2 separate regions of the Homo sapiens genome follow, and region 2 is linked to region 1. A link is a loop called in an ENCODE intact Hi-C map of the cell type or tissue named here. Cell type or tissue: heart right ventricle. All regions are shown on one strand. Links, peaks and the distances in the headings refer to the core of each region. The heading gives the core; the rest is flanking DNA.

Region 1 (8,331 bases), core at 325-8,324:
GTCCTTGTGGCTGCTCTGGCAGTGGGTTGCTGGTCAGGTGCAAAGGTATTGCCCGTGCTGACGGCTGGGCACTGATCCCACACTCGCCACCCTCCACAGCTCCCAGGGAAGCTGCAGCTGGCTGGGTGGAGCCCTCTTGACCTCAGGTGGCCTGGAGTGCTGCCATCGCCATGGGGGACGCTCTTACTACCGGCTGGGCTGGGTCTCTGAGCCTGGGTCTCCACTGACAGCAGCCTCCACAGCTGTCCCTGCATGGTTTCAGATCTCTGCCAGTCTCTGTAGGGAATGATGCTTATGCCAAGAGGGAGGGAAGCAGCTCTTTTATCCCTGGAGGGTGGTGGGGGGTACACAGGAACGTTCTTTGAGTTCTGCAGGATTCTACCTTTCTCCTCCACCCTCCACCCAGACGATCATCTTCCCAAAGCACGTTCGTGCTGCTGTGGTAGGCTGGGTTGGGGTCGGGTTGAGGATCAGCCTCCCAGAGTTTCTGAAACCCCAAAGTCACTTAGGCCCTAAGAGTGGGGAGACGAATGTGGATTGTAACAGGAGATACCTTTGTCCGGTAAAGTAAGTGTTCTCTTTGGTTCCATGCTGTTTCTTCTTACAATGGCTTGTATCAGGGATGCCCAGGGTATCAGTTGTCTCTGAACTGTGACTATTAACAAAGTTCAAATTCTTTGAACAGCCCCCACACAGTTCAGCAGGTACAGACCTTATGGGAGAGGAGGGGCCTTGTGGACATAGTTATTCTGTTTGGCTGTTCAGCATCTGAGCCTTGTTCCTCTATCTAAGGAATTCCCCATCTCATAAGCAGGTAGGAGGCAGAGCTCAGTTCTGCATAATACCCCACCATGGGCACCTTGTTACATTTTACCACTCCATTCTCCCCGCAATGGGCACTCAGGTGATCTTCAACTCCCTGCCACCATAAAAAACAAGCAGTGATAACATCTTCATATGTGCTCCCTATGGGTCCGCATGAGAACTTCCCTGGGGTATTATGCAGAGACTAGACGCCTTGAATTAGATGTCACACTGCAACGTGGTTGGGTGTTAAAAATATAAAAAGGAGGAAACAGAATAAGACCTATCATGTGGTAGCTTTCAAACAGGTTTTTTAAATGTATGCAAATAAATCAACAGTACACATTTGCAAGAACACATTCAAATAAAGTTGCCCATTAACATGGTAAAATAGCTACCTGTGGAGGAAGGGGAATGAGAATAGGGACTAGAGATAAAAGAGAAGTCAGTCAATACAATAATGAAATGGCTTTGTGCAACCCAAGAATAATTATACATCGTGGGTATAGAAACTGGAATAATTCAAACCCCTTCCACCCAGGCGAACAAATGAAACAAACAAAAACAACAGGTACATGATATGTACATAACATCTCGATTCTATAAGATGGAGTGTGAGAAATGGCCACATGAGACAAGGCAGGGAGAGACCCTGCCTGTGTTAGGAGAATCAGAGCAGGCTTAACAAAGAGGCATCATGTTTGAGTTAATGTAATGATCTAAGAACAGGCCTTTTCCAGGTGGCTCACATCGGAGAGGTCTACTCAAAGAGGAATTTGTCCACCCACTTATAGAGACCTTGGGACCAAATCCATATCTGATTACCACTGGGAAGCCCAGTCATCAGAGATGCCTTCATACATGGGTGGATGGTCATGGAGACAGGAAGATGGCCTCGAAGCTGGGCCCAGTGGCATGGGCTAGGTCATAGGCCATAGGGAGTGGCTGGTTATAAATTGCTCTCTGTATTATAATGCATTATTTAGTCCCCTTATAAAACTCAACTGTGGGTGAATAAAAGGAAGGATCTAAGTTCAGCCAGGAAAGAAGTGGTACCAAGGGGCATTAGAGATTCCCTGCCAACTGTTTCCAGTAATGGTAGACTAAGGGATAAATCACCATTACTTCTAAAGACAGCTACAAAAGTTAGAGGAGATATCAAACTATCTTCTTAATAGCACTGCAGGCCTCATTAATAGAGCCGAACAGGGAGGGGTAAGAGCCTAAACTGGTTACTTGGGATGTGTTCACTTCCTGGGAGAAGGCAGCTGACATGCCAAGGTCCTTGGGTGAGTGTGAGGGGTCATATTGCATTACATAGTGTCCTGGAGATGTGCAAGTCACTTGTACCCCACTGATATGTTTACCCTGGGCTGTCTGCCAATCCTCAGAACCATGTGAGGTGAGCAGGGTGAACAGTACTTTTGGGGGGCTCCCTAGAGCTGGAGGAACAGTTGGTGTCTACTGTTAGTAAAGAAGGAAACTTAGTATGAGCCCACTATGTGCTCTGAGTAGTGGCCCCAAAGGGCTGCATCTGGAAAAGGGGGTGGGTACTGGCCCTGTGGACATACAGAACAGCCTCAAGCCTTATTCCCGGACTGCTAGTTCCCTCAGGTGTTGGAAAAAAGGAAAAAAAAAATCCTCTTTGGAAGAGGATCCTAGATTTCAAATTAACTCTCAAAAGAGCCATTTCAAATAAATTGTCCAGAAAGCACAGAGGCACAAGAGCTACATGAGACAAAACACCACAAGTCAGAATCAACAGAAACTGTGGACCATAGAAATAGACCCACCGGATCCCAGATATTAGAATAACTCGATACAACCTGTAATGAAACCGTGCTTACTGTGTTCATGGAGATAAAAATTGAATTTAAAATTTTATGTAAGGATATAAAAATTTTGAAAGCAACGGTGAAGATTTTAAAAAGAACCATTTGATATTATAGAACTGAAAAGTATGATAACTCAATAAAGAACTCTATAGAAGAGTTAAGAGCTAATAATTGGTGGAAAGGAAGATAAGTCAGAAGAAACTATCCAGAATGAAGTCCAGAGAGGCATAAAGATGGAAAATACAGATAAGAAGATAAATAAAATAGAAGACACAGGGAGATAATCCAATATACGTTTAATTGGAGTTCTAGAAGAGAGGAGAGAGAGAATGGAGCAGAGGCAATATTTGAAGAGATAATGGCTGAGAATTTTCCAAAATTGATGAAATAACACAATCCACTGATTCAGGAAACCAAAGGAGAGATTCCTACAAGAACTAGGAAGCTTCAGGAACCAGGCATTTGTTAAAGCATAAATGTCTCCTGTGGAAGTTCCCTTTTCATGACAAGGGAAGAAAGCACTTGAGGGAGCCGGTGGGTTTCTTTGCAGAAGAGTTTTTGGTTTTGTTGTTTGCTTGTTTTTGAAGATAGGAGAGATTTGATTATGTTGAAAAGCTGAGAGAATAAACCAATTGAGAGGGAGAGGCTGAAGCCACAGGAGAGAGGAGGAGTAATTCATGAAGCATGAAGAAGTTTTTAGAGGGCACAGGGACCGAAACTATGAAAATAATAACAGCTATCCTTTACTGAGCATTACATGTCAGAGCTCTCTCAGGAAATTGGTCACACATTGATACTAATTCTTATAATCGTTAACGATGAGTATTTCTATTCAAATATCCTTATGTTAATTGATGTTCTAAAGAGAGAGAGAGAAAAAATCTTGGTCATATAGCTAGTAAGTGGTGGCAGTGGGATCAAAATCTGGTCTGACTTACTCCAAAGCCTGTGCCCTTTCCACTCTACCAGCTGCTTCCAGAGCTCCAGCTGGCCTCCTCTTTGTCTGAGATAGGATGCAAGGAAGAGAGGATGAGTGTGGAAGTGAAGATGTTTGGAGATATTGTAGAATACAGGAAGTTGAAGTAATTCAGGCTGGAGGCTAGGTCATTCCCAGGAAAATGTAAGGGATTCTACCTGCAGAGTTCGAAGGATGTGGGAATTCAACAGAGGAGCTACCAAGGAAGGGCCGACCAGGGGAGAGGGAGAGGAAAGTAGCCAAGGTGAGGCGAGCCAAGTGCCCAAACCATCAATGGCAGCATGTAGCGGTGCTCCAGAGGCAGAGAGAGGAGATCAAGAAACGTGGGGCGGAGAGGAGAGGGGAAGAGTTTGAGAAGAAACAGAATACGTCACAGTCTCAAAGCATCTCCCCCCAAATATTTATTAATTACAAAGGGAAAACTAGTCATTTTACAGTGGGGAAACCAGCAGACATCACTATAACAAAGTGATCTCAAAATATTGTTTATTAAAAGAGACAATGAGACGAAGCTCCTGGCAAGGAATAAGTGACTAAACCATGGCTGTTCTGTGGTCTTTGCAGTAATAACAATATCCTAAATGACCTGCGGCCAAAAGATCTCCCCACCTCATCCCACCTCAGTGCCAGGTTCATCTGTGCTAATGTATCACCGAGTCCTAAAGGATGACTGAGTCGTCCTTGGGTAACACGTGGTTAACGCGTGTGCATTTGACAGGGGTCTTCTGTAATAATGGGGTGATTCTCACGCGTGGGCGGGATTCAGGCACGGCAGCAGCATTGGGAGAAGTGCTTTGGGGCTGGGGTGAGAGGAGTTTGGGATCTCCACGGGTACTAGGTGCCCCCGCTGTCCTCTATGGTTGGGCTCTTGCGTGCGGCGGCAGATCCCGGGCGGCGCTTCGGCAGATCCTGGATGGCGCTTCGGCAGATCCTGGATGGCGCTTCGGCAGATCCCGGACGGCGCTTCGGCAGATCCTGGACGGCGCTTCGGCGGGGCTGGCCTCCCGCACACACTCGGGTCTCCAGAGTCGGGTGTGCGCGTTGGGGACGCTTCGTCCTGCAGTTGAACGCCCTGAAGCGGGAGAATCAGCGGCCTCCCCGACCCTGACTGCGCTGTAGGGTCTATGAGCTCCTCTGCAGCGCCCGACCTCCTTCGCCAGCAGCCCCAGCCCCCTGCGCAGAACCAGTCTACGCGGACGCCGGAGTCCCCCTGGGCTGCTGGAGAGCCCGAAAGCTCCCGGGGCCGTGTCTTCTGGGAAACGCGCCAATGCCCTCTAGTGGGCGAGCTTTGAACTTCCCTGAGGCCCTACACTGACCTGAGCAGGGGAATTAAATCTCCGGAGCGTCACCCGTGTCTTGCCGAGAGCGGGGCGCAGTGCAGCCCTGGAAGGGCGGAGAGAGTGAGGATGGTGCACACCCGAACCAGCTGGGTCGAGTCAGCCCCCTCCCAGGAGGGCGGCGTGGTCTCCTCCTGCCTCATCGTCCCCCTCCCCGTCCTTCACTCCTCCCAGCTAGAATTGGCACCATCCACTCTTCACTCTCCTTGAGCGAAAAGAAGGGAGACTTGAACACATCTATGCGCCAGGCAGCTTCACTTCTTCATCTGGAAGCTATTTCTAAAAAGGATTTGAAGTGATCACAAAGGCTTACAAGGGAACTAAAGAAAGATGGGGAAACAAAGACGCACGGGCTAGCACTGAAAATGTCTTAAGACCCTGAACGGTCACTAGACCCGGAGTAGAGATAGGACGTTAAACTTCCAAACCCTTAGAGCGTTAAGAAAGACGAGACCGGGAAAACTCCAACAGTCCTTCAGGAATCAGGAACAAAAGACCAAGGCAAGGGGAAGCAAAAGAGGAAGGGGCAGGGAAGCCATGGTAACTAAAAATAGAAAGGAAGGACAAAAGGAGAAACCACAGAACAGAGCAAAATTACTGCAGACGGATTAAACTCCCCTATTAAAAAAAAAAAAGTAAAAAGCCTAAAACGGCCTATCTACCTAGCTTCTAAGATACATAGCTGTAACAAAGTGACATTTAGAGTTTCAAAATAAAGAGGTCAGTGAGGATATACCAGGAAAGGGCTAACATCTGTACATCCCTCCAGTTGGGGGCCTAACTCTAAAATACAGCTCACTTCCACCCGTGTGTCTTCTTCGCCCCGGTGCCACTTCCTAAGGCACACCACAGTGACTTCCCACCTGTCCCATAGCTATAGCTTTCTAATTGGCGTCCTTAGCCCCCCTTGCCTTCCTCCCTACAAAGCACATATAATATTCTTTCAAAAACATAAATAAGAAGCTGGGCGTGGTGGCTCACGCCTGTAATCCTAGCACTTTGGGAGGCCAAGGTGGGTGGATCACCGGAGGTCAAGGGTTCGAGACTATCCTGGCGAACACGGTGAAACCCCATCTCCACCAAAAAATACAAAAAATTAGGTAAGTGTGGTGGCAGGCACCTGTAATCGCAGCTACTCGGGAGGCTGAGGCAGGAGAACCGCTTGAACCTGGGAGGTAGAGGTTGCAGTAAGCCAAGATCCTGCCACTGCACTCCAGCCTCGGCGACAGAGCCAGACTCCATCTCAAAAAAAAAAAAAAAAAAAAAAAAAAAAAGCATAAATCTGGCTAAAGTCCTTCAATGTCTTCTTATGGCATTTAGAGTCAAGTTCAACCTTTTTACTCTGGCCTACAGCCCCCACACCACCCCACTTTCTCTCACAACACCCTCTTCCCTTCTAGCTGCTGTCCCAGTGGCCTTCTTGCTGTTCTTCAAACCCACCCTGGCACACACTGTTCCCTCTGGCTGGAATGCCGTTCTTGGAGCTCTTCCTCTCCTTGCCTGGGTCCTAGCTTCAGGATCTCCCCTGGAGGAAATCCTTTCCTGGCCACTGTGTCTGGAGTGAGGCCCTTTGCCTAGCTACTCTTCATCACTGCTCTGTTTATTTCCTGCAGAGTACTTTTTACAGTCTGTGAATATCTTGTTTATTTATTTGCTTATTTATGTCTTCTCTAGTAGAATGTTTACTGCAGTCTTTTGGGTTCTTCTCCATGTATAATCATAGTATCTGCAGGTAAATATAACTTTTTCTGCTGTTAGAATTCGTTCTTATACTTTCTTTTTTCCCCAATAATGCAATTGAGCCTTTAAAACATGTTGAATAATAATGATCATGGTAAGCATCCCTTCTTTGTACTTTCCTAATTTAATGGAAATAGCTTGAGGGTTTCATGGTTTTAGTAAGAAAGATATTTGCTATTGACTTCTGGTAAATATTTTTCATCATATTTAAGAAATGTCTTTCTATTCCTACATTACTTTTACTTTTCCAATTTCTTCCTGGGTAACTGACCTATTTAAATTTTCAATCTCTTTTGATATCAGTTTATGTTTTTCTAGGAATTCAACAATTCCTAGATTTGTTGAAACAAATCTCTAGATTTTCAAGTTGGGTGCCCTAGGGTTGTATGTAATATTGTCTTATAATTATTTTTCTCTCTTTTTGTATCTGGCATTATATCACCCTCTTAATTTCTAATATTGCTTGCATTTGATTTCTTTCATTTGTTCCTAATGGTCGGCAGGGGATATCTATTTATCTTACAAAAATTAGATTTGGCATAAAACTACTGTATGATCCAGAAATTCTGCTCCTATGTATATATGCAAGAGAATTGAAAGCAGGAACTTCAACAGATATTTGTACACTCATGTTCATAGCAGCATTATTCACAGTAGTCAAAAGGTGAAAGCAATCTAAGAGTTCATCAGCAGATGAATAGATAAACAAAATGTGGTATAAACAGAGATAGAACATTATTCAGCCATAAAAAGAAATGAAATTTTGATATATGCTGTAACATGAGTATGTCTTTTTTTTTTTTTGAGACAGAGTCTTGCTCTGTCGCCAGGCTGGAGTGCAGTGGCGCAGGCTGGAGTGCAGTGGTGCGATCTCGGCTCACTGCAACCTCCACCTCCCGGGTTCAAGCGATTCTCCTGCCTCAGCCTCCTGAGTAGCTGGGACTACAGGCGCGTGCCACCACGCCCAGCTAATTTTTGAATTTTTAGTAGAGACGGGGTTTCACCATGTTGGCCAAGATGGTGTAACATGAATATATCTTAAACATTATGCTATGCGCAATTAACCAGACACAGAAGAACAACTATTGTATCACTGTAGAAAGTAAAATAGAGGTTACCACTGGTGGGCAGAGGGAGGAAGGGTGAGTTATTGTTTTAATGCATACAGAGTTTTTACTGGGAATCATAAAAAAGTTTTGGGTATAGATAATGGTGATGGTTATACAACATTGTGAATGTATTTAATGCCACTTAATTGTACATCTATGAAAGGTTAAAATGACAAATATGTATATTTTACCACCATAAAAAGTTAGATTTCGGATTTTTTTAAAAAATTCTTTCCATTTATTTTTGACACTTTCACTAGTTTTGGCATTTACTTTTGCTAATTACCATGACTGAAGTATTTGTTCCATTTTTAATTTTCTAAAATGAGTTCCATATTCCTTTAATTTCAGTTTTCTTTAACAATGAAGGCATTTAAGACTGTGATTTTTCCTTCGAATATGAGTTTAGCATACCAAAAAATAGGATTCATTGCTTTCTAGATAGTTTTTATTCCAATTTTGATTTATGTATTGATCCAGGGTTTTTTTATTCTAAGCAGTTAATAGTTTAGTGGTCATCTTTTTATTAT
Region 2 (8,331 bases), core at 224-8,223, 95 kb before region 1:
ATTCTATTAATTTTAATGAAACAAATTTCAGGACACCTAGAAACGGACAGACTCAAAACGTTTACTTTTTTCCCCTATTAAATGGCAACGCTAGAACAATGCTTAGCTATCACCTTGCATGACCTTTAGTTCTTTCTCGCTGGGAAACTGTAATTGCTGAGCAGTTAGGAACCCTGAGATGACTGGGTTTGGTTTGGGTTAAAGCTCAATGCCGGTGTGGGGTGTGTGTGTGTGTGTGTGTGTGTGTGTGTGGCATGTGTGTGTATATGTGTGTGTGTGGCGTGTATGTGTGTGTGGGGTGTGTGTGGTGAGTGTGTGTTTGTGGCACGCGCGTGTATGTGTGGCATGTGTGTGGTGTGTGTGGCATGAGTGTGTGTGTGGCTTGTGGTATATGTGTGTGTGTGTGGCGTGTGTGTGTATGTGTGTGACGTGTGTATGTGTGTGGTGTGTGTGGCATGTGTGTTTGTGGCGCACATGTGTGTATGTGTGTGTGGCGTGTGTGTGGTGTGTGGGTATATGTATGTGTGTGTGTGGTGTGTGGGTATATGTATGTGTGTGTGGTGTGTGTGTATATGTGTGTGTGTGGCGTGTGTGTGGTGTGTGGGTATATGTATGTGTGTGTGTGGTGTGTGGGTATATGTATGTGCGTGTGGTGTATGTGTATATGTGTGTGTGTGTGTGTGTGTCTTCCTTCACACCTGCAGCCTTGAGCCTCTGCAGGGAATTTCCAGTTTATGTTGCCAGCAACTAGAAGGCAGACTCTTTTTTGTATTCTTTCCGGGGCATAAATTGCAGCTGGTGATGAAATGTATTCAATCTCTCTCACTACTAAATCACATCGGACCACACAGATACTTGGCCTAGGTAATCCTATTAGACCTAAACCAAAGGGGCAGGCTTTCCCCTAGATGGATCATGAAGACGCAAAACCGTGGGGTGGGCTGGCAGGGTCACCCGAAAGTGAGGAGCACTGCCATCTGTTTTCTCTTCCCTCTTAGTGATAACATGAAGGAATTGTCCCGAACAAGTGCATTTCCCTTCGGTAGGCCTCACTACCGAGGCTATTGATCAGCTTACTCTATTACCACATCAAAGGAAAATGCCATCATGGGTGGCTCCGGCAGAGCATTTGGGTTCTTGGTGATTTTGCTAAGAATCTCTGAGGAGAGGCAATGAAGGCTCTTAATTGCATATTTCCTGTGTACTCATCCTTCTTCTCCAAAACAAATGACATTAGCTTTCTTTTTTTTTTTTCTTTTTTTTTTTTGAGATGGGAGTCTCTCTCTGTCACCCAGGCTGGAGTGCTGTGGCACTATCTTGGCTCACTGCAACCTCCGCCCCCTGGGTTCAAGCAATTCTCCTGTCTCAGCCTCCCGAGTAGCTGGGACTACAGGCGCCTGCCACCATGCCCAGCTAATTTTTGTGTTTTTAGTAGAGACGGGGTTTTACCATATAGGTCAGGCTGCTCTCGAGTTCCTGACCTCAGGTGATCTGCCTGCCTTGGCCTCCCAAAGTGCTGGGATTATATGCGTGAGCCACCGAGCCTGGCCTAACTTTCTATTTCAACTGCACAGAACTACCCATACGTGTCAGCAGGGGCCTACTTTCCTTCACATTAGGTTTTCACAGTCTTTTCCCTCTGCCTGGAATACCTGCTCTGCCTTTTCTGCTCCAGCTAGGTTGGCATATTTGCAGGTTTCAAATCTGCCTGTCATATTCCATCCTCAGAGCCTTTACGATGACTGTTCCGTCTGCCTGGAATGTTCCGCCCTGACGTTTCCGCATGGCTTGCCCTTCATTTCATTCAATCTCCACATTTCCACTCAAATCCTACCTCTCAGCCATCACTGTCAATTGCCCTCCACCCGAAGACCACCAGGATCCCACCTATAGTGGAGCACTTGGGGTTTATGGCTGGTTGCAGTGAAGGGGAACGCACGCCATGGGGCACTGTGGGCGTATCAGTGAGGGGGTGTCAGAAAGAACTTGTAGGGTTTGGGCTTGTTTCTGTCTAGTTCCATCACAGCCACAGAGTGGCCTTGTCTGATGTTGATGTTCTGTGAAACTGTTTATGTTCAACAGGAGAGCACCATGGGCCTGCAGTGAGTGCCAGGCCAAGGTCTGGACAGCAAGAACTGCTTTACTCTTCTTCACCACTGAATCCTTAGTGCATAGAACAGCAGCTGCAGGGAGGGTGGCAGGTGTCGAATGAAAACGTATCGAATGAATCGATCAAGTCTGTCTGCCTGGCAAATTCTTACTCCACATTCAAGTGCCCAGCCAGAAGCCCCTCTTCTGGGTGCCGTCCCTGACTCTCCTGGGCGGACCCTGATCTGGGCCCGGGCTGTGCCTGCAGAGTCTCACTAGAGCGGCTCCTGTGAGTCATGTCAGGGGGCTCTGCAGCCAGTCTCCCCACTGTGCTGCGAATGCCTTGAAGGCAGAGACACATCCCTTCCCTTAGAAGCCCCAGTGCTAAATACAGAGCAGGTGCGCCATAACTTTAGTGTGACTGACAGACCAGCTGCAGGCCCAGCTCTGCTGTGTTTGAACTGTGCCTCTGGCAGGGGCTCCAGAATTCTGTGTGTGTTCCCTGAGAGTATAGGACCTGTGGGCCACTGGGTGGGAAATCATTAAACAGGAGAAGCCCAGGCCCCAGCAGCCAGAGGGTATGTTTGTGAGTTTGTGATTCTCTGGGACACCTTCAGGGCCTGAGGACTTTGGCCCCCATGTGAGGCCTCTGCAGTGTGACTCCATCTGGGCCTGGCTCCTCCTCAAAAAATGCCCCCAACCAGGAGCGGTGGCTCACGCATGTAATCCCAGCACTTTGGGAGGCCAAGGCGGGCGGATCACCTGAGGTCAGGAGTTTGAGACCAGCTTGGCCAACATGGTGAAATCCCACCTTTACTAAAAATACAAAAATTAGCCAGGCATAGTGGCACACGCCTGTAGTCCCAGCCACTCTGGAGGCTGAGACGGGAGAATCACTTGAACCCAGGAGGCAGAGATTGCAGCAAGCCAAGATCGCACCACCACATTCCAGCTTGGGTGACAGACTGACTCTGTCTCAAAAAAAAAAAAAAAAAAAAAAAAAGACCCCCATCCCTGTCGCCCAAGGCCCAGAGGAGGCTGATGGAAGCCCGCAGTTTCCAGGAAGGGCAGAGGAAGAGGCAGTAAGAGCCCAGGCACCTCCAAAACAGGGGCCATGGGCGGGGGGCGGAGAGGGAGGAGGGACCTGGTTATCTGGCTCTATTCTCACAGCAACCCCTTAAGGTATATACAACTATTATCTTTATTTTACAGATGAAGAAACAGAGGCACAAAGAGGTTAAGTAACTTGCCTAGAGATACACAGCTAACAAGTGGCAAGTGGGATTTGGACTCAGGTCTATCTAATCCTCAAACCCATGTCCTGGACCCCTACACAGACTGCCCTCCCTCAGTCCTCTGTGTGGCCTCAAGAAGGGTCTGGACATTCAAGTTTAAAAATCCATCCAAAGAATCTATGGACCCAGTGGTCTCTGGAGTCAATGTTCTGAGGCTCAGAAGGGCCAGGCAGGAGGGAGCCGCCTCTACACAGTCCTGAGCAGAGTGGGCTGTGTCCCGGCACAGCAGGGGAGATCATAGACAGAATTCTGCCCTGGGCCCTATTTAAGTAGGACCTTTAGGCTGCCGGTGTCATGACCACAGGTCCCAGGTCTGCACGATTGGCTGTGTGTGGAAAATCTTCACTCCTTGCGGCCTTGTCCTTGGCAGAGAGCACCGCTGCTTCCTCTGATGGCCACCAGGGGGAGGCGCTCCCCTGGGAACGGTTTGAAGGGGAGCCTCACCCCACACGTGCCTTCCGTGGTACCCAGCACCAGCTGCTACCCATGGTTACCCACAGGCCCAGCTCTGCTCTGAGGAGGGAGGAGTGGTGGCGATCAGGCCTTGTCTGCATCCCGTGGCTGCCCCTTTCTTTTCTTTCTTTCTTTCTTTTTCTTTTTTTTTTTTTTTTTGAGATGGAGTCTCACTCTGTTGCCCAGGCTAGAGTGCAATGGCACAGTCTCGGCTCACTGCAACCTCTGCCTCCCAGGTTCAAGCGATTCTCCTGCCTCAGCCTCCCAAGTAGCTGGGATTACAGGCATGCGCCACCACGCCCAGCTAATTTTTGTATTTTTAGTAGAGACGGGGTTTCACCATGTTGGCCAGGCTGGTCTTGAACTGCTGACCTCAGGTGATCCACCCACCTCGGCCTCCCGAAGTGCTGAGATTACAGGCGTGAGCCACCGCCCCCAGACGTGGCCTCCCCTTTCAAAGAATAACCCTCAGCGTGTGTGTGTGTGTGTGTGTGTGTGTGTGTGTGTGTGTGACTGGGGAACACACGGGCTCAGTCTGTTATCCTGAGAGGAAATTCATAGTGAAGCATAAAAGCCCCTGAGTGGGCTGGGGACAGTGGCTCACACCTGTAATCTCAGCACTTTGGGAGGCCAAGGTGGGCAAATCATTTGAGGTCAGGAATTCAAGACCAGCGTGGCCAACATGGTGAGACCCTGTCTCTACTAAAAATACAAAACTTAGCCAGGTGTAGTGGCGCATGCCTGTCGTCACAGCTACTTGGGAGGCTGAGGCAGGAGAATCGCTTGAACCTGGGAGATGGAGGCTGCAGTGAGCCAAGATCCCACCACTGCACTCCAGCATGGGCAACAGAGTGAGACTCCATCTTTAAAAAAAAAAAATGCCTATTGGATTTTAATGAAACCATCTCTCCTCTTTTACCTGAATGAAAGCAGACATGGGACTTTCTACAGGTACGGCAGCCTCACAATTCAGTGCTGGACTTCCAGCCAAGACGGCAGAGTGGGCTCACGCTGTGGCCTCCTCTCTCTGTTCCAAACACACAGCAATCAGGAATAAAATAGAAAAAATGATAAACAAAAGGACATAGTTGGGCCCCAACCAAAATGGCTATCTCTGTGTACCACAAGCAGATCAGAAATGCAAATTGGTGACTGGGGCCAGGGGCCTGCTGGCCTCGGGGTCTGGAAACAGCAGTAGCTGCCAGACACAGAGCTCCTGGTAAGGGAGTTAAAGTGCTCCATGCTACAAAGGGGCCAACAGCCAGGTGTCTGGAAGCCAGGGCTCGGGGAAGGTTCCCTCTGCTTGTGAAAAGAATCGGGGGTGGCGGGGATGGAGTGAGGAAGCCAGCTGTCCACAAATAGCTTGGGGCTTGAGTTGTGGGAAGATGAGGACAGACTCTTGACTAGATGCTGAGCCAAGCCACCCTCTGGCTACGTGCTTGTAGCTGTGGTGTCCTCATGCCACAACAGAGTAGAGCCCTGCAATGCTATTGTAAGACCTCAACTGGGCCTGAGGTCCTAGCTCAGGATAGTTAGAGACAGAGTGAAAAACAGATGTAAAAACAAGGTGGAAAACCCTCCAACTCACTGTAAAGTTGTAAGCCAAAATAGATGAGAAACAATGGTAAGAAAAACAGTCAACAAGGCCGGGCGTGGTGGCTCGTGCCTGTAATCCCAGCACTTTGGGAGGTGAAGGTGGGAGGATCACCTGGGGTCAGGAGTTCAAGACCAGCCTGGCCAACATAGTGAAATCCCATCTTTAGAAAAAAAAAAAAGCAAGAAAGAAAAGCAGTCAACAGAATCACCATGTGGAATATGAGTTCACTGCAGATTAAATTAATTTTGTGAAAGTCTTACAAAGAATTAAAAATGTTTAGGATGCCAAAAATGGCAAATGAAGGCTTAATATCCATTGGAAATTAACAAGACATAAATGAAGGCAGATCAAAATGAAACTAGAACAAGTAGATGTGAAAAGAATCAATTAGAAATCTTAGAAATAGAAAGTTTGTTCATTAAAAGAAAGCTCAGTAGACAGAATAAATGATGCAAAAAGAGAATTATTGAGTTAGAAGACATTACTTAGGAATTAACATGAATACAATACACAAAGATTAAAAAATATAAAAGCAGTTATGAGATATGAAGGACAGCTTGCATGAAGGGCTATGTATGTCTAATAGGAGTTTCAGAGGAAGAGAATAAAGGGAATGGCAGTGAAAAATACATGAGGAAATAGTAGCTGAGAAATTTCCTTGGGGAAATTGCAGAACATCAAGGGCAAAGAGAATAAAACCTTACCATGGACCTGAGAAAAAGACAGATTACTTAAAAAGTAATTTCTGGACCTCAGCAAAGACTGAGGCTGGGGATGAGGGGGTAGTATCTTCAAAGTGCCAATTGGATTTTTATGCCCAGCTAACTTACAGTGGAAATTTAAGACAAAAGGGGCGTTTCGATACATGTAAAGTGCAGCCCCTCATTTAAAGAATTATTATAGGTTATACACTTCAGGAAGAAAAATGAACCAGAAAAAAAGGGGAGAGCACATGAAACACTGTTAAGCATAGAAATAGATAAAACATGTTGATAAATTTAAATGAGTGTTGACTACAACAGAAACTCCTTTATTTTTTATTTATTTATTTTTGAGACCGAGTCTCTGTCACCCAGGCTGGTGTGCAGTTTTGTGATCTCGGCTCACTGCAACCTCTGCCTCCCGAGTTCAAGCAATTCTCATGCCTTGGCCTCCTGAGTGGCTGGGACAGGCCTGGCTAATTTTTGCTTTTTTTTTTTTTGTTTTTTTGAGACGATGTCTTGCTCTGTCTCCAGGCAGGAGTGCAGTGGTGCTATCTCGGCTCACTGCAACCTCCGCCTCCTGGGTTCAAGGAATTCTCCTGTCTCAGCCTCCCGAGTAGCTGGGACTATAGGCACGCACCACCATGCCCAGCTAATTTTTGTATTTTTAGTATAGACGGGGTTTCACCATGTTGGCCAGGATGGTCTCAAACTCCTGACCTCGTGATCCGCCCGCCTTGGCCTCCCAAAGTGCTGGCATTACAGGCGTGAGCCACAGTGCCTGGCCTAATTTTTGCATTTTTAGTAGAGATGGGGTTTCACCATGTTTGTCAGGCTGTTCTTGAACTTCTGACCTCAGGTGATCCACCCTCCTCGGCCTCCCAAAGTGCTGGGATTTACAGGCATGAGCCACCATGACTGGCCAAAAACTCATTTAAACTTCTCATTTTTATTAAAGATATACATATTCATGTTTTTTTAGAACTCAAATAACTCTGCAGGGCTTATGTGGGAGCCAGCTTCTGGTCTGGCCCCAGTGATCCTCACCTCCTGGTGCTCATGCCCTTGTGTCACACCTTTCCACAATGAATAGGGCTGATCTGTGTAACCGGTAGGGTGGTGCAGAAAATAATGGTGTGTGACATCTCAGCTTAAGTGATGACAGACATTGCAGCTTCCACCTGTTTATTATTGTTATTATTGTTATTATTTTTGAGATAGGATCTCACTCTGTCGCCCAGGCTGGAGTGCAGTGGCACAATCGTGGCTCACTGCAGCCTTGACCTCCTGGGTGCAAGCGATCCTCCTGCCTCAGCCACCTGAGTAGCTGGGACTAGAGGTATGTGTCACCACTCCCAGCATATTTTATTGTTGTTTCAATCAGTTATTGTTATTTCAATAGTAATAGAGAACTGATACACTCACTTATGAACATAAATACAAAAGTCATAAATAAAATATGAGCAAAATGAATTAACTAGCCTATTTTTAGAGTTTAATACTAGAATGTAAGAATGTTTAACTTAATTTATGAATACTACTCACCATATTAAAAAATTAAAGGAGAAAATATTGATCATCTTAATAGATGCAGAAAATTCATGTGATAAAAAATTATATCCATTCATGGTAAAACTTAACCAAATTTGGAATAAAAGGAAGCTTTTTGAACATGATAAGGGTTATCTACCAAAAATCACCAGCAAACAAACTCAAATGGCACAAATCTTTTTTTTTTTTTTTTTTTTGAGATGTAGTCTTGCTCTGTCGCCCAGGCTGGAGTGCAGTGGTGCCATCTCAGCTCACTGTAACTTTTGCCTCCTGGGTTCAAGTGATTCTCCTGCCTCAGCCTCCTGAGTAGCTGAGACCACAGGCACCCACCACCAAACCTGGCTAGTTTTTGTATTTTTAGTAGAGATGGGGTTTCACCACATTGGCCAGGCTGGTCTTGAACTCCTGACCTCAGGTGATCTGCCTGCCTTGGCCTTCTGAAGTGCTGGGATTACAGGTGTGAGCCACCACGCCCAGCCCAGAAGCATTCTTTTAAACTCAGGAGTAAAACAAGGATGGCTGTTCTCATCACGTCTTTTCCACATTGGAGAACCTAGCCTATGCAATAATATAAGAAAAATGGTATAAGAATTGGAAAGGAAGAAATCCAAATGTGGCTAACCTCAAAAACATAAAGTTGAGCAAA

The links. A loop is a pair of places that touch in the nucleus more often than their neighbours do. Peaks named below come from ENCODE experiments on the same cell type or tissue, not always from the same donor. Only the 100,000 strongest peaks of a DNase experiment are listed, where the experiment ranks them.
Region 2: it touches region 1 in a loop (20-fold over the local background); 63 of 110 quality-filtered maps call a loop at or near these places.

Annotation. Positions count from the first base shown.
Region 1 is chr3:184,509,028-184,517,358 of GRCh38, forward strand. All of the region lies in intron 6 of LINC01839 (long intergenic non-protein coding RNA 1839), which reads left to right. Among named protein-coding and RNA genes, the nearest start is that of LINC01839, 37 kb to the left of the region's middle. RefSeq lists enhancers at 4,570-5,070, 4,774-5,068. In heart right ventricle, for the core only: CTCF peaks have their summits at 4,899 (motif pointing left) and 5,098; a DNase peak (open chromatin) is centred at 4,884; H3K4me3 peaks cover 1,632 bases; H3K27ac peaks cover 1,629 bases; H3K27me3 peaks cover 4,723 bases.
Region 2 is chr3:184,414,244-184,422,574 of GRCh38, forward strand. All of the region lies in intron 1 of LINC02054 (long intergenic non-protein coding RNA 2054), which reads left to right. Among named protein-coding and RNA genes, the nearest start is that of LINC02054, 17 kb to the left of the region's middle. RefSeq lists an enhancer at 2,036-2,537. In heart right ventricle, for the core only: a CTCF peak has its summit at 3,779 (motif pointing right); a DNase peak (open chromatin) is centred at 3,778.